Linked DNA regions of Homo sapiens: region 1 is linked to region 2. A link is an interaction called in ENCODE POLR2A ChIA-PET data of the cell type or tissue named here. Cell type or tissue: GM12878. All regions are shown on one strand. Links, peaks and the distances in the headings refer to the core of each region. The heading gives the core; the rest is flanking DNA.

The links. ChIA-PET counts read pairs that join two places held together with the same protein. Peaks named below come from ENCODE experiments on the same cell type or tissue, not always from the same donor. Only the 100,000 strongest peaks of a DNase experiment are listed, where the experiment ranks them.
Region 1: POLR2A ChIA-PET joins it to region 2 with 5 read pairs; 2 of 35 experiments call an interaction of 5 or more read pairs at or near these places.

What each region holds. Positions count from the first base shown.
Region 1 is chr3:268,655-277,147 of GRCh38, forward strand. The region is part of intron 2 of CHL1 (cell adhesion molecule L1 like); the gene reads left to right. Among named protein-coding and RNA genes, the nearest start is that of CHL1-AS2, 76 kb to the left of the region's middle. In GM12878, for the core only: no CTCF peak of the experiment used is centred there; a DNase peak (open chromatin) is centred at 5,440.
Region 2 is chr3:348,449-358,948 of GRCh38, forward strand. It overlaps CHL1 (cell adhesion molecule L1 like), which reads left to right. Exons shown (of 28, transcript NM_006614.4): 10 at 911-1,095; 11 at 6,192-6,323. Among named protein-coding and RNA genes, the nearest start is that of CHL1-AS1, 32 kb to the right of the region's middle. In GM12878, for the core only: a CTCF peak has its summit at 6,102 (motif pointing left); a DNase peak (open chromatin) is centred at 6,083.

The DNA.
Region 1 (8,493 bases), core at 4,373-6,872, 80 kb before region 2:
CAATATTATTGCACATGCCATAAATATATCTTGCAAAACTGAATAAGAATTAACTTTGAGGCAGCTATACATCTTATAGTCTTGTTAGCATACAGAAAACAATTAATAAAGAATCTTCGGAATTATTTAGATTTGAGTTCAAATCCTGAGTTCAATTATTAGGAGTTAGGTTTAAGAAATAATTCACTCTACCTCTCTTCCAGTATTCGAGAATACAGGGTTAAAGGCAGAGCTCAATCAGATGGCAAAATATTGGCTTTGTTTACACTTCCCCAGTAATTATGAATGTTAAAGGGTGTTGAGTGGGATTTTGTATTTTGTTGTAGCTGTTGTTGCTCTCAAATTGGTAACTAGAGTTCACAGCTGCATGCAGAGATTAGCCTGGTATACCATTTACTAAAGAGAGAAGCAAAAAATTATGGTCAGAATCCTGTCTCAGGAGCTTCTTAAGAGTTGAAAGAAAAAACTCAATTTCCCCAACCATCAACCAGCTGCTCGGCTTGTGCACAAAAAGTTTTGGAGGCAGGAAGGAGGAGAGTAGCTCTTTGAAATGTTCTAGCATTGTGGAATGTGCATCATTTATGATCAGATGGGATTCCTTCTATAGCGCTTTTCTCATCTCAAGTCAAGTGAAGGGCTCCAACTTAATCATTTGTACAGACTGGTGCACGTGAAAGAAGGAGACTTGCAAATGTTCCCTGTTTAGTTAACTGAATCAGTAATGAACTTCCGAATCTGTTTCTGTGCCAATGTTGGGCAGATAGGAGAAAAATGGAGAGAGATGGTAGGGAGGGTCAGTGGAGCACCTACATTCTCGCCTTTCAGCCCAGGTGGGGTACATGAATGTTCTGTAGATAAAAAAGACTCTCTCTCTCTATATATATATATGAGATGGAGTTCTGCTCTTGTGGCCCAGGCTGGAGTGCAATGGTATGATCTTGGCTCAGTGCAACCTCTGCCTCCTGGGTTCAAGCGATTCTCCTGCCTCAGCCTCCCAAGTAGCTGGGATTACAGGCATGCGCCACTATGCCCAGCTAATTTTATCTTTTTAGTAGAGATGGGGTTTCAACCATGTTGGTCACGCTGGTCTCAAACTTCTGACCTCAAGTGATCCATCTGCCCTGGCCTCCCAAAGTGCACGGATTACAAGGATGAGCCACCACACTCAGCCAAAACAGACCCAGTATTAAGCAGCTGGGCTTGAGCTGTTGCTGGTACCTCATCTAAGGGGGTTGGTAACAGGCTACAGTGACAAAAGCAGCAAGAGGCAGTGAGATCTCCAGGAAGCTGGAGGAAGGTGGGATGAAGGTGGAAGTACCTGAGACCTGTGCAGAACCTGACCCAGTAGAGGGGCCAGGCTAGAAGAGATGTGATAATTCCAAGGTGCTAAAGAGGAAGGGGGAATCAAAAAAGAGACAACGCTCTTTTATTTTCATTTCAGCTCCTTCCAGCCATAGTTCTGGCCAGAAATGGGGGGAAGGGGGAAATATTTTGAATCAAACTGAGTTTTAGTGACAGAAGGTGACTTGAGATTTATGGAAGAATCAAATGCATAAAGGCATGGGAAAGGAGAATTTGGCAAAAAATAGTGTGGAAAACTGTGTTTGAAGAAAAAAAATGGAAATATTTCAGGCCAATGAGGGTCTTTGATAAACCAGTTACAGCTGGATTAGAGAACTCTATGAGGCTTCACATGTTATTTTTCCTGAATTTAAACCCTGGGACTCAATATTATTTCTAACCAATCATAGGTAGCGAGGTTGAAAGGGAGACTACAGAGACCTGATTGGTGTTTTTACCACCTGGACCTGGAAGCACTGTCATTGACAGATCCCAGGTGTAGGCAGAAAGGGCAGGGGATCCGGGTGCAAAAGAATGAGCCTTGCCTTGTTTTTGAAGTTTCCGTTGAACCAAGCTGATGAGACATCTACCTGTTGTTCTAGTTACTGTTAGTGCATAAAAAATTACCCAAAATTTGGTGGCCAAAAACAATAATTTATTTTGCTCACGATATTGTGGATTAAGAATATAGAGAGGGCAGTTCTTGCTAAAAGTTTTAAATGCAATTGCAGTCAAGTTGTTAGCTGGGGCTGCAGTTATATGAAGGTTCACCTGGGCTGGCTGCTCACCACAGCTTTCCCACATGGCTCGTAGTGGACGTCTGCTGCCAACTGGGAGCTCAGCTGGAGCTGTGGACTTGAGGGTGCACACATGTGTGACCTCTCCATCACAGCAGTCTCAGGGTAGTTGAACTTCAGGCATGACTGCTGGCTTTTTCAGAACCAAGAGGAAGTAGAAAGCTTTGTTTGATCACACCTTAGAATAATTGGTTACAAGTATATCATTAAGACCAGCCTGAATTCAAGGAGAGAGGTATAAGCCTCATCTCTCAATGGGAAGTTGTCAAAGAGTTTGTGGACATGTTTTAAATCTATCACCCTGTGAAAAGCCAAAAATACTGCTCCAATCAAAAAAAAATTCTTATATTTTGGCCAAAGTTCCATTTCCTAAGGATTGTGGGGAGGGGGAAGGAAAGTTTTTGTGAACTCGGGCAAGTCATTTTAACTCGCTGATTTTCAGTTTTCTCTTACCAAAATGAAAGCAAAAATGCCTACTTTATTGTGCTATTGTTTAATGGGGTGAGGTTGGTGGCTCATGCCTGTAGTTCCAGGTACTCAGGAGGCTGAGGCAGGAGGACTGCTTGAGCCCAGCAGTTGGAGACTGCAGTGAGCTGTGATTACACCACTGCACTCCAGCCTGGGCAATAGAGTGAGACCCTGTCTCAAAAAAATCATTGCACTTTTGTAAATTTAAATGAAAAGACAGTGTCTAATATATAGTAGCTCTTATTATTTACTCATATTACATGAGGTATCCAAAGAGAATTTCTCGCAAGATATAATGAAGAAGATTTGTATATTGGAAGCTTTCATTTATGGTTGGAGAAAAACTGCTAAAGATTTGTAATTTTGAATGAACATTGGCATAAATAGAAAGCCAGCGCGCAGAGCAGAGAAGGCTGATATTTTTATGCTAAGCTGTAGAAATCAGGAAATGTGTGATAAGGTTATCTGAAAAATAGATTCAGAGAAACCACAGAGAGAGGAAGGGGAAATCAAAGTGAACATTGATGAATGTGGGTAAGGATATTGTGTGTTGGGGAAGCATCTTAGTTCTTCCATTTAATACACATGTGATGTTTGAAGCACTCTTATGAAAAGTCATCTTTCATGTTAAGTGGAGATCATGTATTTGTAACATTTCCATTTGGTAGTCATATCTCTAGCTATTAAAAATCACATTGTGATAAAATACTCTTTTGATAGGTGCTGACTGTAAAATCATATGGTAGACATTTTCTGCAATGTAGCATGATTTAATAGAATTGGGAAAATAATGTTTTTATATTTCTATTATAAATAACATTCATATAGATAATCTTACCAGTTGCTATCAATACAGGGAATTCTTGTTTCAATTAATTAGTTAAAATTTTCATTGTTTTTGTGCTTTACTGTAATATTGCTACTGTTATTTGAAACACATTACATTTGTATAAGCACATGTAGCAATGCCAAAAATATTGGGGTGCCTACTCTGTGCAGGGGTTTACATTAGTTGTTGCATATTTCCAATTCATAATTTTGTGTTTTTTGTATTCCTGTCATTATGGTATACTTTGTTGTTTTTGCATAGATTTTATAGTCTTTTTCCAGGTTTTAGGTTTGGTAATAGAAATACTTCTATCTCATCAATTTCAAGTCTACTTTCAGAAATATTTCAGGAAGGCAAACTGCATTCTTAACAAGAGACTATGTTTTCGTTCTTTGGAAATGGGAAGATAATTAAGACCCATATTCTGTCCTCAGGTAGCTAATAGAGTACACTAGTGTATTAGCCTATTAGCCATGGCATTTTCAATTGCAAGAAATCTAAGGCAAAAGGGAATTTTAGATCTTACAATTAGAAATACCGTAGAGTTGTTCACATTATGAAAAATAAGTTACAGGATTAGGGAAGAGCTTATGTTCAAATAGTTCAAAGCAGCAATGGACGTATTTTGTATTGAAAATTCCAAAGATGATCATAAAGATGACTCCTTGGCACTTGCTCCCAAATGGATTCATCCTTTTATTCATTCAGTCTTTCATCCATCCAGTACTTACTGAACTCCCATATTTGCCAGGCATTTGGTGCTAGAGATAGAGAGGTGAATAAGACCAAGTTTTGCCCTTATGAGAGCAACAGTCTAATCTAGGGAGATGACAGACAGCAAAATCAATGAAGAGATAATGAAGGGCCACCTAGGGATCATTCCTATTAAGCTGGTATAAGTTGGTTTAAACTAGATAATGAAAGAAGGTCTTTCTGAAGCGGTGCCTTTGAACCTGAGATTTGACTGACATCTCTGCGAAGATCTGGGAAAGTCTTCAGGTGGAGGGTAGAGCAGGTGTAAGACCCTAGGAAAGTGGGAGCTTGGTAGTATTTCACAAACAGTGAGGAGGTGGGAGTAAATTCAGCACTTTATGAAGTTTTGTGCATTCTTCAGTGTTGTTGGCATCAGTGAGTGTGCGATAGCTAGAAACAGGTCAATAAATTATTCATGATCAAAATGAATTTGCTGTTTCTCTGGCCACATTATTGCACCCTTGGGAAGTGGTTAGTTTGCCCCACCTGGACCAAAGGAGAGTTCCTTACCCAAGAACCTGAATCAATATGTTTTAGTTTAGCTATGTTTTTCCACAAGCTCTTAAGCTCTTTAATTCCATAAAGACAATTATCACTCCTAGACTTAATCATTTTTCTCTTAGCCTCTGTGTTACCTTCTTTAATCTTATTCAAGACTTGTTTCCTCCAGTCCCTTATTGTTTTGCCATTAAGCCTTATCAATATTTGCTTGGAGCTATATTTAATATATTCACGTTCTTTTTCTATTCTCTCTCATTTTTTCTGTGCAAGGCCAAATGTAAATGTCACGAAATTATCAGAATCTTGAATTTTGATGTCACATTTATGTTTTCTATCATAATGACTTCTTTTAAAGAATAAGGGTATATATCTCTTATGAATGCTTCTTATTTTTAAGTTATAATGTTTCTGCCTTTTAAATTAGAGGTGGTAGGATGGTAATATGCCTATGTTAAATTTGCTTTTCTACTAGATGTGTTTCCTAACTGCTCCAATCTACTCTTGCCTATACTGTAATGTTCCATGCTGTAACCAGATAATTCTTTCTGAAATACAAATTTGACCACGCCATAATTCTGCCTAAAATGTGTTGATGATTTCACATTCTTTTTGGGTAAAGATCAGCTCCTTACATGGCCTACAAAGCCTCAATGAAATAGACTCAGCAGCAGGGAGGCTCCTCTCTGACCAAATCCCTTCTCACTTCACCAGTTTCCATTCACTGACCTTTTCCTCCTTAGTTTCTGTTCTCCATGCCAGTCTGAAAACAGAGAATTTGCATGTACTCATTTGTCGTGTTCACTACATTTTTTTCCCTCCTTGACTAACTAACCTATACATCCTCCCAAATCTCAATTCAATGATCACTTCATGACAGTCACCATCTCTGGATAGATTGTTAAAAGCAGATCTAGACAGAGTACCACATGCAATTTCTGGTCACCCTAAAACATTATACATGCACACACAGTGCATACACACATATACCCCACACACATTCCAGGTAATATTCAGAAATCTTACTATTTTAATAGGAATGTGTTTGCCTAAGTTGAACCATGCTCAAAAAAAGAACATTCCAAATTATTAAGCTGACTAAAGCTGTCTTTAAACAGCAGAATACATATACCCACTGTTCAGATTAGCTAAATGGGGAAATAACTGCTTTTCAAGGTTATTAACCCACAATATTCTAATCTCAGATGCTGTACTAGAACAGTCTGGCACAGTTACTGTTTGGTTTATTTTTTTACTCTAGTGAGCTGTAGGCTGACACGTTACCAATAGCTTCTTTTCATTGTAAGCAGCATACAGTGTGATGCTCAAAGTGTAAACAGGATAATTTTTACCATTTTCAGGAGCATCTAAGTCATCTACAGTTGGATAACTTTTTTCCACAATTTGTGAAATACAGGTGTATCTGTCAAAACTGATGCACAATTTTCTCTGTTTCTTTTATCTGTATAATGACTTACCCAATTCCTAGTGTGCAAGAAATATTATTGATGTCTTATTGAATCCTGTTGCTTTCTGTATATACTACTGTGATCTTGGTGGCATCTTCATTTATTATTCTGGTGGACGCATGTAGCTTACTATCAGTGTTTTTATGAGACAAGAAGCAATATCTCTCTTTTCTAACTAAGCATTTAGACAGTAAATTCTCTTTGCATGGATAGCAGTGTGGTCCTACTCACCACTGCAACTTCGTTGCCTAGCATGGCACCAGCACACAGTTGAAACTTCATTCTTGAAACAGCCTGTGGGTTAGGGATATTCTACCTATTTACTAGTGATGAAACTGCCCCTTAAAGGAATGGGTGAGTGATTGCCCAAGTGTACACAGCTGCTAAGTGGTAGGGGTCAGGCTCTTAGTCGCAGTGTGGCTCATTATCTAGCATTTGCTAACATGTTATGGAGGCATTTTGCTACTTTAAAATAATTTATTTATTCAAACTTCATATTCACTGGTCAGATTTCCCTTGTCAGACTGAGAAAAGAAACCACTCATTTGCAGGACAGTAGCAAACATCTTACTTGCATTCCAGTTGTGTATGGGTTCTTTTAAACTTCATAATATTCTTTTCTTATTCCTCTTGCTATATATTGATGGCAACCGTAGGCCTAGGTTTACCACATCTCTATAGAACAAAGCCATATCTTATGAATTGTTTTAGGTGCTATCTGGACTGACACAGTTTTGTTACCTATAGCAAAATATTTACTGCTTTGTTGCAGAGAAAGCTAGCAGATGGTTTTCATGACATCATAGGCAGGGAAGAGTAGACATGTAGGGTCCACATGTTTGGCCTTTTTTCCAAGAGTCTAACTTCATATATTCATGAGAATTTTGAATGAAGAATTCAATAAACTTGTTATTGTTCTATAATGAGAAATCTTTATTTGCTGAAAACAAAGCCTATTACTGTGTTCTAAAGAATAGATCTCAGTCTGAAAAGAATGCTAGTGCAAAGATAAACTTACATAAAAAAACTAGTATAAAATTTAAATATTATTAGCAATCATGATTAAGGATATTATTAATTGTATATATATACTATGTGCCAAACAATTGGCTAAGTAGTTTATATTTTACCTTATTTAATCCTTAAAACCCTTTTAACATATGAAAAAACTTAGAACTTGAATGTTTAAGAAGGTAATTTTTGTTCTAAAAACTAATAATTAGAAGAGTTGGGGTTAAAGATATGTTGAACTCTAAAGTCGAAATTATTATTGTTTATATTATTCTTTTAAAAATTAAGATAAATATTATATATTCATTGTCATGATTACTTTTATAATATATTTTTCCGACCTGTCTAAAATGCTGTGAAGGTAAAGATCATTATGTCTGTTTAATTCACCACTATATTAAAAGTATTATATTGCACCACCAATCATATTGTATATGATTTGTGTCCATTGTAGATACTCAATAAAATATATCAAATGAATCAACTTGAGCTTTGAAGGTTGGGATTGTCACAACATTAAGAGTGTTATAACCTTTCTTCTCAGACATTTTTGAGGAGTTGGAGATAGGAAACTGCAGAGTTTAGCCTGTTTGGAAGAAAGCTGGTGTTTTATAGTTTGCAGCATGATTGGAATCCAGTGACTCAACTGCCTTTGACCATGAGGTTTCAATAAGAGGCAAGAAGAACTTCAGTTCCAAGGAAAATCTCCTGATTAAAAGAGTCGTACACTGATCTCAAAAAGACTTCAATGGCAGCATGGCATGGAGTTCAAGAGTATGGGCTCTGGGGCTGGGCACGGTGGCTCACACCTGTAATCCCAGCACTTTGGGAGGCCGAGGGGGGCGGATCACGAGGTCAGGAGATTGAGACCGTCCTGGCTAACAGGGTGAAATCCCTTCTCTACTAAAAATACAAAAAATTAGCTGGGCATGCTGGCCGGCACCTGTAGTCCCAGCTACTCAGGAGGCTGAGGCAGGAGAATAGCGTGAACCTGGAAGTCGGAGGTTGCAGAGAGCCGAGATCATGCCACTGCACTCCAGCCTGGGTGAAAGAGGAAGACTCCGTCTCCTAAAAAAAAAAAAAAAAAAAAAAAAAAGAGTATGGGCTCCGGGCCAGATTATCCGGGTTCCATTCTAAAGCACTCCACTTATTAGCTGGTGACTTTTCAAATGACTTCTCTATACCCAAATGATCTCATCTGAAAATTGGAGATAATGATTGTACCTGCCTCATAGGATTATTATTATTAAGATTAAATGAATTACTGATAAAATACTTAGAACAGTGCCTGATACACAATATGTGTTATGTAGTGTTTGTTACATGA
Region 2 (10,500 bases), core at 4,668-7,167:
ATTTAGAACCAACCCTTTATGCTTTCCACATAATTTTTAAATCAAATGAGTCACAGAAGGTATGACTTCTGCACTTGTCTGCTTTTCATGAGGAGGGGTTTTTCTTAATGTAGCTGCCTTGACTCCCCAGTCCTTTTTTCCTCCTTACTAAGGTGGGGAAAGTTATCATGCTGGTGTGTAACAAGTTATCATGCTGGTTTTGTTTTGTCTTTACTTTCCTGTTTGTTTTGACTGGGTGAGCTAATCTTTTGAAAGCGCTAAGCAAGGGAAGATTTGGTTCATTCCTCCTTTCCTCTGCTTCCCGACAAGGGCGAGAACGTGATCCAGGAGGCAGTATCTGTGCTGCAGATTCCAGCTTGCCCTGGAATAGGCTGTTCATGGGTCTAATCGACATGTCCAGCTTTCACGCAGGAGCCCCATTCTCCATGATCAGCATCATAGGATTAAAAGGGAAACTTCTCTCTGCTGACTGTTAAGTCCCACTTTACTGTGTTTTACACAAACAGGGAATAGGGCTGTTATCACTGGCTGCCCCAAACCACCCACTGGGAGATTTTCACACTTGGAAAATATCTTGGTAATATTATTTCAATGAGCTCCAGCTATTTTTCCTTCGCTCAGCCACACCTAGTCAGCACTTACATGTAGTTAGCCCTTGTAATAGAGGAGAGAGAAGACTTCCAAGGAGACAGACCACTGGAGGAACTTTCAGTGAAAGAGACTTGCTTCAACACCAGTGTTCACTATTGTTGGTGGTGGGTGTGTCTGTCCACTGGTAAGGATGACGTGATTCAGTGGAATATGAGCACATGTGTAAAAGCACCCTGATAAAGGATGTGTCCTAAGGTTTTCTTTGTATTTTACTTTCCGCTTTTAAAAAAATGTTTATTTATTTAACTATTTTTTGCAGGCCAACTCCACAGGTTGATTGGAACAAAATTGGTGGTGACTTACCAAAGGGGAGAGAAACAAAAGAAAATTATGGCAAGACTTTGAAGATAGAGAATGTCTCCTACCAGGACAAAGGAAATTATCGCTGCACAGCCAGCAATTTCTTGGGAACAGCCACTCACGATTTTCACGTTATAGTAGAAGGTACCTTTCCCATGTTGGTCTATTTCTCTGCTTTTCAAAAAAGTAACTGTATACATGTAGTAGGCCTTGCTTCTAAATCATACATGTTAAAACAGGTCAGCAGTTTCAACTTTTAATTGTAGTGCGGGCATTGAATTATATTACACTTCAACTAAGCAGGTTTGTCATTTACGCCCCAAAATGACATAGAAGGGACAAATGACAAGAAAAGATCTCATGTTAGGGATTAAACACAGACAGTTTACATGATTTATTCAAATAGTCATTAAAGCTAGTCTCCTAAATTATTTTTATTGTAATACACATATACATTTCATAATATTAAATCATAAAAGCAGCAGTAAGGATTATGATGAAAGGAAGTATTAAAATGAGCCTGGAAGAAAGCTTGGATTTAACTTGCTGTGCCCTTTGCCATTTATTTCACTCTCCGTACCTCAGGCTCTTCACCAAAGAAGTGAAAGAGGCAGGCAAATTGTTGTGTCAGCTCTTTCCTGCATATAACACTTTTGTAATCCATATCTTGGGTTCAGATGATAAATTCAGTATGTTACTTACAGGCAAAAAAGAATAGACTGTATGCTATAATATTAATTCTCTCAAAAAGTGCAAAAACATTATATTCAAGTCATCTTCTCTCTGTAAATTCAGAGATTTTGATCAATCAAGGTTTTATTGGTATTAGTTACATTTATAGGAATAAGTAGGCAAAGATGATACCATTTAAATGTGGAATGTAGTTATTAGTGCTGTGACTGGCTGATGTGAAGTTTGTCTAGTCCTCTGAATGTGATTGACACAGACTATTTTCTGTGGATCCAATCACACTGAGGCTTTCTATCTACAATGTAGTTGACCGTATTGATCAAATTAATGGAATGATGACTGCATTTGTACTTATTTAGTGCAGTGTAAGCTTAGCTACTGAAAGGAATTATTCTTTTTAGACTACAATTTAGTGAACTAGTGCTCTAGGCACCCATTAATATTCCAGTAAAGTTCACCTCTTAAAACTTTAGTTTCCACAAGGAACACCTAAGTAATGGCCTGTTGTTTAAATTAATGGAAAAAAAAAAGGACTCAGACACAAATTCTCCTCCCAAGTAAATGTTAACACAGTTGATTTAGGCAAACCCCTGTTTGGAATAACACTGCATTTCCAAGCCTTCTCCATAATGCATATTATTATTTAAGGTAGGAAGAATAGAAAACCGAAGTTGAGAATTTTATTTTCTTTGACTTGACAAAAGCAAAACTTATATAGATATGCATTAACGTCAACATCTGCCAAACAGTGATATATTCCTTTGACATTAAATTATTCACAAAGAAATTCAAGGAAGAAGAGTTTGAAAGATTTATGTTATGTATATTTTTAGTCATCATTTGATGTTTCTATATAATTTGGCTACATCGTGCAACAGGGGTATTTTTCTGTAACCCCCTCCTCCCCTCCCTGGCACACACACACCCACGAACCAGACATATCTAATTGTTAGATTCTCCTCCAAGTTGCTGACTATTAGAAACACTTCCAGATGGCTGGAACATAGCTACGGTAGCTGAATATTTTAACAATCTGGCCACAGTTTTCTTGACTATAAAACCAAACCTTTCAAAAGAATTGCAAGGGTTGCAAAAAACGAAATCAAAGATGTAACATTAATTATGCAATTTAAAATGTTGACTATAGGACTCCAAAGGAATATAGATTTCCTGAACAAATTGTTCTCACTACTCATAAAACAGCTATTAGCACTATTGAGATGTAAATGATGTTTTTATGAAGAACTTTTAATCCTCTCTCTTTAGTAAGAAACTATTAAATGTACCTTCAGTTGTATGTTTTTGAAGTTTCTCTTTACCTATACACATGAAAAACAAATTGAGCTTAAGAAGTCTTTACTTTTTTTTCTAAAGTGTGGAGGTAATAAATAAAAACTTTGTTAATCATCTGGATGGATGAGCTCGTGTTTATTCAATTTTTTCTGCCTTCCTGCACCCTCTCCTTTTCCTTTTTTGTCTCTTTTTTAGAAGCCCACATTAAATAATAAGGATTTGCCATGTGAGAAAATAGCAATGCTATTGTATATTTTGAAAATCTACTCCATTCTGAAAACACCCATTGTGCTTAAGTAAAATCATGGATTCGATTGGATTCTTTCTGTATGTGCAATGTCTTTCCTATTACCAAACATAATATAATCAAATACTATGAGCTTGTAATTTAGGTTGCAACATCCTAAATATAAAATCAGACTGCACTTCAAATCCTATAATATGTATGAGCAAAAGCAGCCAGGATGTCTTGACTAGGTACAACTGTATATTCTAAATATCTAAGATATGATTAATTACACATTCAATAAAAAGAGATATATTATAGTGACATCTAAAACAGTCTACATCCAGAAATCAAAATATAATCACAATCACATTTCAATAGACTATTTAAAAATAAGCTCCCACCAATAATTTTTATGTTGTCAACTTTTGAATTATTTAAAGCCTTTGAATTTTAGTAAGTGAAATAGGAAAGCATTTATATGTAATTATAGAGCCATAGTATAATCCAAAATGTTTTTGCATTTTCAAAGGTTGTCATAAAATCAAATGCAACTCAGTCATTAATATACTTGAGAAATCCTTGTTTTCAAATAACAAACCTATTTCTAAAATGTTGCGATTAAATCCAATTTTTGTTGAACCTAACAAGTTTTGATTTATTAAAATATAGATTTTAATAAGAACCTGTGAAGAAACAGTTTTACTAAAAATAACCAGTGTTGTATGTTCTATAGGTACCAAGTTTGTTTTATTTTGTTTTTTTCCTAGTGATAAACATCTCTATTTAGCTTGCTTAATATATAGTCCCAATGTTCAGACATTTGCATCTGTTTCCAGCAACATGAGAAATATTTATCATCTTATTTTTGTATTTACAATTATGAGAAAATGCATAAAGTTTCAACATAAGCAATTTTCATCTGTTACCATATGTCTTAGGATAATAGATAAAAGAATGGGTTTCTATGAGGATGGTATTTTTCCTCAGAATTTTTGGTTTTAAGGCTCAAGAAGCAGCTGTTTCTGAGCAGAACAAGCTTGACTCAAGTCCCTCCCAATATTACATGATTCAGGACCAGCTTACTTCTATAGGAGAAATGGATGAAAAGCATTAAAGTAAATTTTCAAGCAATTATAAAGAAAGCTTATAAAGAAGGGTTAAGGTAAAGTATAGTGAGGAAGCCTAGTGAATGCTCAGAACTTCTTGAGTCAGTTGATAAATATTGGGGGAGCTTGGATTTGGAAGCATAAATTGGGCTGGCCTTCTTTCCTGTCTTTGATACAAATTCATAAGATAACACTAAATTAGAAACAAAAACCACATGACTTCAGAGTCTAAATGCTGCTCATCCATAGTTGCTGTGTATTTATCTGTGGAATGGCGAGAACAGGAACTGGAGCTTCCTTTGCTGGTGGGCCTGGGCAAGTTAGGCAACTTCTCCAAAGCTCAGCCCTCTGTCTGTAAGATGAAAGGATTGGATGACGTGATAATTTGGAACCTCTTTCAGTAATACTAATATTACTAATAGTCCTAATAGTAAATATCCTAATGGCAATAGTAATTATTCAAGAAGATTTACAGAAATATCATTATTGCTTGATTTTCTTTATTTCTGCATACGTTGAAAGCAATAGTTGTAATTTTCTATTATAAATATGATATGCCATAATGTTCATGTTCATGGAATATTTTTCTCTAACTTACAGATATTTAGTTTTATATTGGTTGTATTAAAATAACCAGAAAAAAAGTAAGGATATCATTAAAAAAATGCAAAATAGACAAAAATAAACCTTCACCTCAGAAAATGATCGCAGTTTATAATTTGGACTAGTGTATTTTAAACCAAGTGACTAAACATTTACAGGTAGTACAGCTTATGAATACAGATATTTAACTTGGAATTTAACAATTAAGTCCACACCCTGTGGAGTAATTACAAAGGCACTTATCTCACTTGGACTTGAACTTGAACTTGCCAAGGCTAGTTGTGTACTTTTGTTTCCTCTGATGAACTTACAGTTCTTTCCTTTTTACATAATCCTCTTTTTCTTCCTTTACTTAGAAAAATTTTAATGATATTTTTTCATTGTATACATACATATATCTTTGAAGACTTTCGTTTTTAGCTAAAAATGGAAATCTAAAATATCTTTGGGGAAATAACCAAACTACACTTGATGGGAGTTGCTACCTGCAGGTTTTGTGCAATTTTCTCTGAAATCAAATTATCCAAACCATCAACACTTTAATCTAAACCTTTTAGTTACCCCTGACATAGCAATATTCATGAAGTTATAAAACATAGAGTTATAAAAACATGGAAATCCAGTAAAATGTGTCATCTGTTTCTGACATACTTTGTAGTATTGTTACACTGGAGCATTAGGGCATAGAAAGATACAGGTAATTTTAAGGTATATTTTGCTGCATTGTTTTGACTGCAGAAAGCTAAACACTGCTTTTGGGCTTCTCTCTCTCCCCTCTTACAAAAAAACTCTAGGAAATAATATTTTTCAAGTAGATTATATGTATAAATGCTATAAGATCACTAAGAAATATTCAAAATAAGCATTAAATATTTTAATTAGTTTTATTTTTAAAATTCTTACAATATAATTCTTGTGTATCCACCTTTTTAGATGCCATGCTGCAGCTTGAAAATAACCTGTAGTGAGCTCTAAATAAACTCACCATCTGCTTATTCTTCCCTCATTTTTTCCTAGTGGGGTAGCTACTTGTATAGCTAAATAAAATGGTTGTATATAACTATTTTCAGTATGTTGATGTATGATACATGCTGAGTCCAAATTAAACACAAGCACACACACACACACACACACACACACCATACAACACAAAAGCAGCTCCCACCTTGCTTTGCAGAGCAAGTTTACCAAAAAGAGCTACTATGAAACCCTTTGTGGTGTCTGCCCTCTGCTGGTGCAAAGTAGAAATACAGGCCTTAACATTTTTGGACTTTTTGACATAGATAACATCTCTCATGAGCTCTTCACTTTACATCCAGAGCCTCCTCGCTGGACAAAGAAGCCTCAGAGTGCTGTGTATAGCACCGGAAGCAATGGCATCTTGTTATGTGAGGCTGAAGGAGAACCTCAACCCACAATCAAGTGGAGAGTCAATGGCTCCCCAGTTGACAGTAAGTTTAAAAACCAATTGCAATGCAATGCTGAAGGCCCTGGTTTGACGGGATTAATGATGGTCAGACGTGTGTAAAATGAAGTTGGTATGTGGTTGGATTAGCAGGACAGATACAACCAGCAAATCAGAGATTGTTTATTTCTAAGCAATTTGGTTGTTAAGACTTGATATTCATGGAAGAGCCATAAATAATATTTATACTGCCTGTGCCCTCTTATAAATTATATATAAGAATAAAGATTTTTAATTTTTAAAAAGAAAATTGAATGAGAAAGAGGATGCATCCAAGGAAAAAAGCCAATTATTGTTCCTGTCCCTGAGAAGAAACAGAACAGTAGCCTAGCAGCTGAGGGCACAGGTTCAAAGTCAGGACCTCCTTTAGGCTCAGGCAACAGCAACACCTGTCCTGGGCTCTGCCCTTTTAAGGGACTTGCTCTGATCACCCTCTGGTCCCGCTTGTCTCCATGATTTGAAAGCATCCTCAGGGAAAAGGAGGCATCCCAAGTCTGAACATGGTCCCATTACTGCCTATTTGCTACCAACCTCAAGCACAAAGACCTGAAAATCCCCATGCCCGGTCCACCCTGAGCCCACTCCAAATGGGCTGGGCGGGGAAAGACAGGAATGGCCCAGCACTGAGGGCCAACTCTCCCCATTTCACCATGCTCAGCATAGAGCTCCAAGGAGTCCCCAAATCTTCCACTGGAACCTAGAGCTCAGATTATTTTGGATGTCCTTGTTCAGGAAGAAGGATAGAACATATTTTTACGTGTCAATTGCTTAATTAAGAGCAGGTACGATAGTGGCTTCCATTTGTCCTTTTGCTCTGGGGCCTGCACAAGTCAAGGGTGAGCCACTTGGTGGATAACAGACCTCGGGTCCCGTCTAGGATGTGCACCTTGCCAGCTGTTTCATCTTGAGGTGTTTTCTGAATCTCCCCAAGCTTACGTTTTTTAAACTGCAAAATGGAGATAGTGGCGGTTGGTTGTGCTTGAATGAAAAAAAATGTGGCCAGCTGCCTAGGGCAGTGATTCATCTGTAGAGCACTGTGATGGTTTATAAACTCTGGAGCCAGACTGCCTGGGTTTGCATACTGACTCTACCACTTACTAGCTGCGTGACGGGGAGTATCACTGACCCTCTTCAAACCCATTTCTTCATCAGTAAATTGGGATAAAAATAACACTGACTCACGGGGTTGTTTTGTGGATTAAAGGAAACATCATGCAGAGAATGCTTAGCACGGGGACTGCCACAAAAACAGCCCCCCGTAAGGTATGGTTGGTTGGTATTGTTTTCCCATAACAGACACTCAGGAAACCTTAGTCCTCATTATTAACTATCTTCAGATTTGGGATTTTTCTCTTCATCTCTTTAGGGAACAGAATAAAAAATGAAAAATAATAATGAGGTTTTGGGTAGACGAAGGGAAATGAAAGCAACTTTTGTTTATAATGAATGTTCAGGTTACAAAAGTAAGGAACGCAGATTCTCCGGAACACAAAATCATAAAATATTATATTTGGATGGTATTTGGCTGTTTACAAAAGACATTCACAAATTACTTAGAATCCTCAAAAGAACTTTATAAAGGAGGTGCTATTATTCATATTTAACTGATTCGTTCATTCAATAATATTTATGGGGTACTTTCTATGTTCCCGGCACTGGACTTCATGCTTGAGATATACAACAGTGAATAAAATGGATGGAATCCTTGCTCTCCTGCCATTAGACAAATAACACATGAGTGTGTGCTATGGTGTGATAAAGCAGAAAATAGCTGGGTAAGGGCAGTGCCTGAAAGAGGTTCAGGACCCAGAGTTGCAATCTTAAGATCATAATAGTAAGACCCCTGTGGTAATTTACCTTTGAGTGGAGATGGGAAGGAAGTGAGGAAGTCAGCCACCTAAATAGCAGGGAAAGTGCTGTCTCAGTGGAGAGGTGTGTTGAGGAGGAGAAAAGAGGTGAGTGTGACTGAAGCTGAGGGAGTGCAAGGGGCAGCCCTAGGCCACCAGATCCGCCAGCAGGGGAAGGGGCCAGAGCTCAGGTAAAGATGAACATCGAAGTAGGGCCTTGGGATTTTGAGAATACACTAGGCAGCTCTTGGAGAATTTTAAGCAGAAGAGTGACACAATCTAATTTACATTTTTACAAGGTATTTTCCTGGCCTTTGAATGGAGAATGGACTGTGTGATTGATACTAGGTAGGAGGCCATCTGAGAGGCTCTGCGCTCAGGGCTAGATTGGTGGCAGTCATGGTTGGCTTCTGGATTTATTTTGAAATTGAGCCAATAGGTTTGTTAATGGATGAGGAGGTCAAGGCTGAAAATAAACTTATGCGAGACCACACAGCTGAATAATGGTAGACTTCAAACCAAAGCCAGGTGGCTGGAATCCAAGCTCGGTGTTCTGTTCACAGCTTTTGGCCCTGGCTCTACTTGTTGCCCTGCAAACAGGTCGTAAACTTTTATAGGCTGGGATATTTGATGACAGAGTGTTGGCTAGAGGATTTGAAACCTCTTTAAGCTTATTTTAGTTTTAGAGGTTATATATCCTTTCCCCATGTTATTTCAAAATTAAATCAAAATGATTGCTATTATTGATTATCGGACTAACCCTTTTCACATGCTTTGCATATGATATTTCTGAACCTCGTAGCAGCTTGAAAAATAGATTCTATTATTCTCCATTGGCAACTGAGACTCAGAGAGGTTACATTACTTACTGGAGAATGCAACCCAGGTACATTTAAAACCAGGAACTAAACCCAGGAAGGATTAACTCCAGAGCTGAAGTTTCGTCCATTTTATTGCATGATTTCTCACAGGGTTGACCAAAGACAAAACTGAGAAAGAATTTCTGAAGTATGTCAGGACTAGTGTGTTTTATAAAGACTTGGCCTTCTTGAATCCTGGGAGCTTCTGTTAGCCTTTGTCAATACACAACAATTTCCATACCCATGCCAACAGGCAGATTTAAGCAATGTTTAATTACTTAAATAAAGTATCATTTATATAGTCTAATTTCTTACTTTTGTAATGCAGTGTTAATTCAGAGCCATGCATGGATCAGACGGGATAAGGAGAACTAAATGGGAGGATGGCGTTAACTCTGAAAGTCTTAGGACCCTGAGTGGGGTGTGGAAGTGAAGAGTGGGATTAGAGACTCAGTGCTTTGCAGCATTCCTAAAGAGTTTAGCCTTTAAAAACTTGGAAGAGCTACTCATCTTGCTAATTTGCAAGAAATAAGTGATAAATTGTTCAACAGGATTGTATTAGTTTTCTAACATTGCTGTAACAAATTAAATTACCATAAACTTAGTGTCTTAAAATAGTGCATGTACACTATTTTACATTTCTGTAAAAGTCCAACACGAGTCTTGGCTAAAATCAAAATGTCAGCAGTGCCATGTCCTGGAAGTGCTTGGAGAGCATTCCTTCGTTTGCCTTTTCCAGCTTTTCCAGGCTGCCCACATTCCTGGCTCCCTTCCGCCATTTTGAAAGCCAGCTACACTGCATCTCTCTGACCATCCTTCCATGGTCACATTTCCCTCTGACCATAGCCAAGGAGGGCCTTCTGATTTTCAGGAGCTTTGTGATTACATTGAGCCCACTTGGGTCATCCAGATGTAGGAAATAATTTTCCTACCTCAATGTCCTTAATCTTAATCACATCTGCAAGTCCCTTTTTTCCATGTAAAGTAACAAAGTCATACATTCTGGGACTTAGAACGTGTACATCTTTCAGGGGCTATTGTTTTGCCTACTTACAGGGGCCTTTCAGGAATAAAGGTTACCCAACCTAACATTTTAAGTCATTCCAATAAGTATTTACTGGCTGGATTTTCTCTGGTAGCTGCTCTTTGGGCAGTGGGGACACACTGCACAACCTCACACTCAGGTCCTGCCCTTAGAGAGCTCACAGTCAAGTGAAAAAAATCTTCATTTGTGACTCCTAGGCAGAAAAAGATGTGTAAGTCTTTTATTTCAATATGTAGTATTCATGTTTTCTAGAACCTAAAGCTTAGTATAGTCATTATCTCGTATAATGGAGAGACAATCAGAAAAGTAGAATTCGATTGATTATTAATCTTGTAATGTCCTTTAAACTAAAAATTTTTGCATTTGTGCCCTTCCCTTGACATTTCCAGCTAACATGTTTTCCTTCCCACT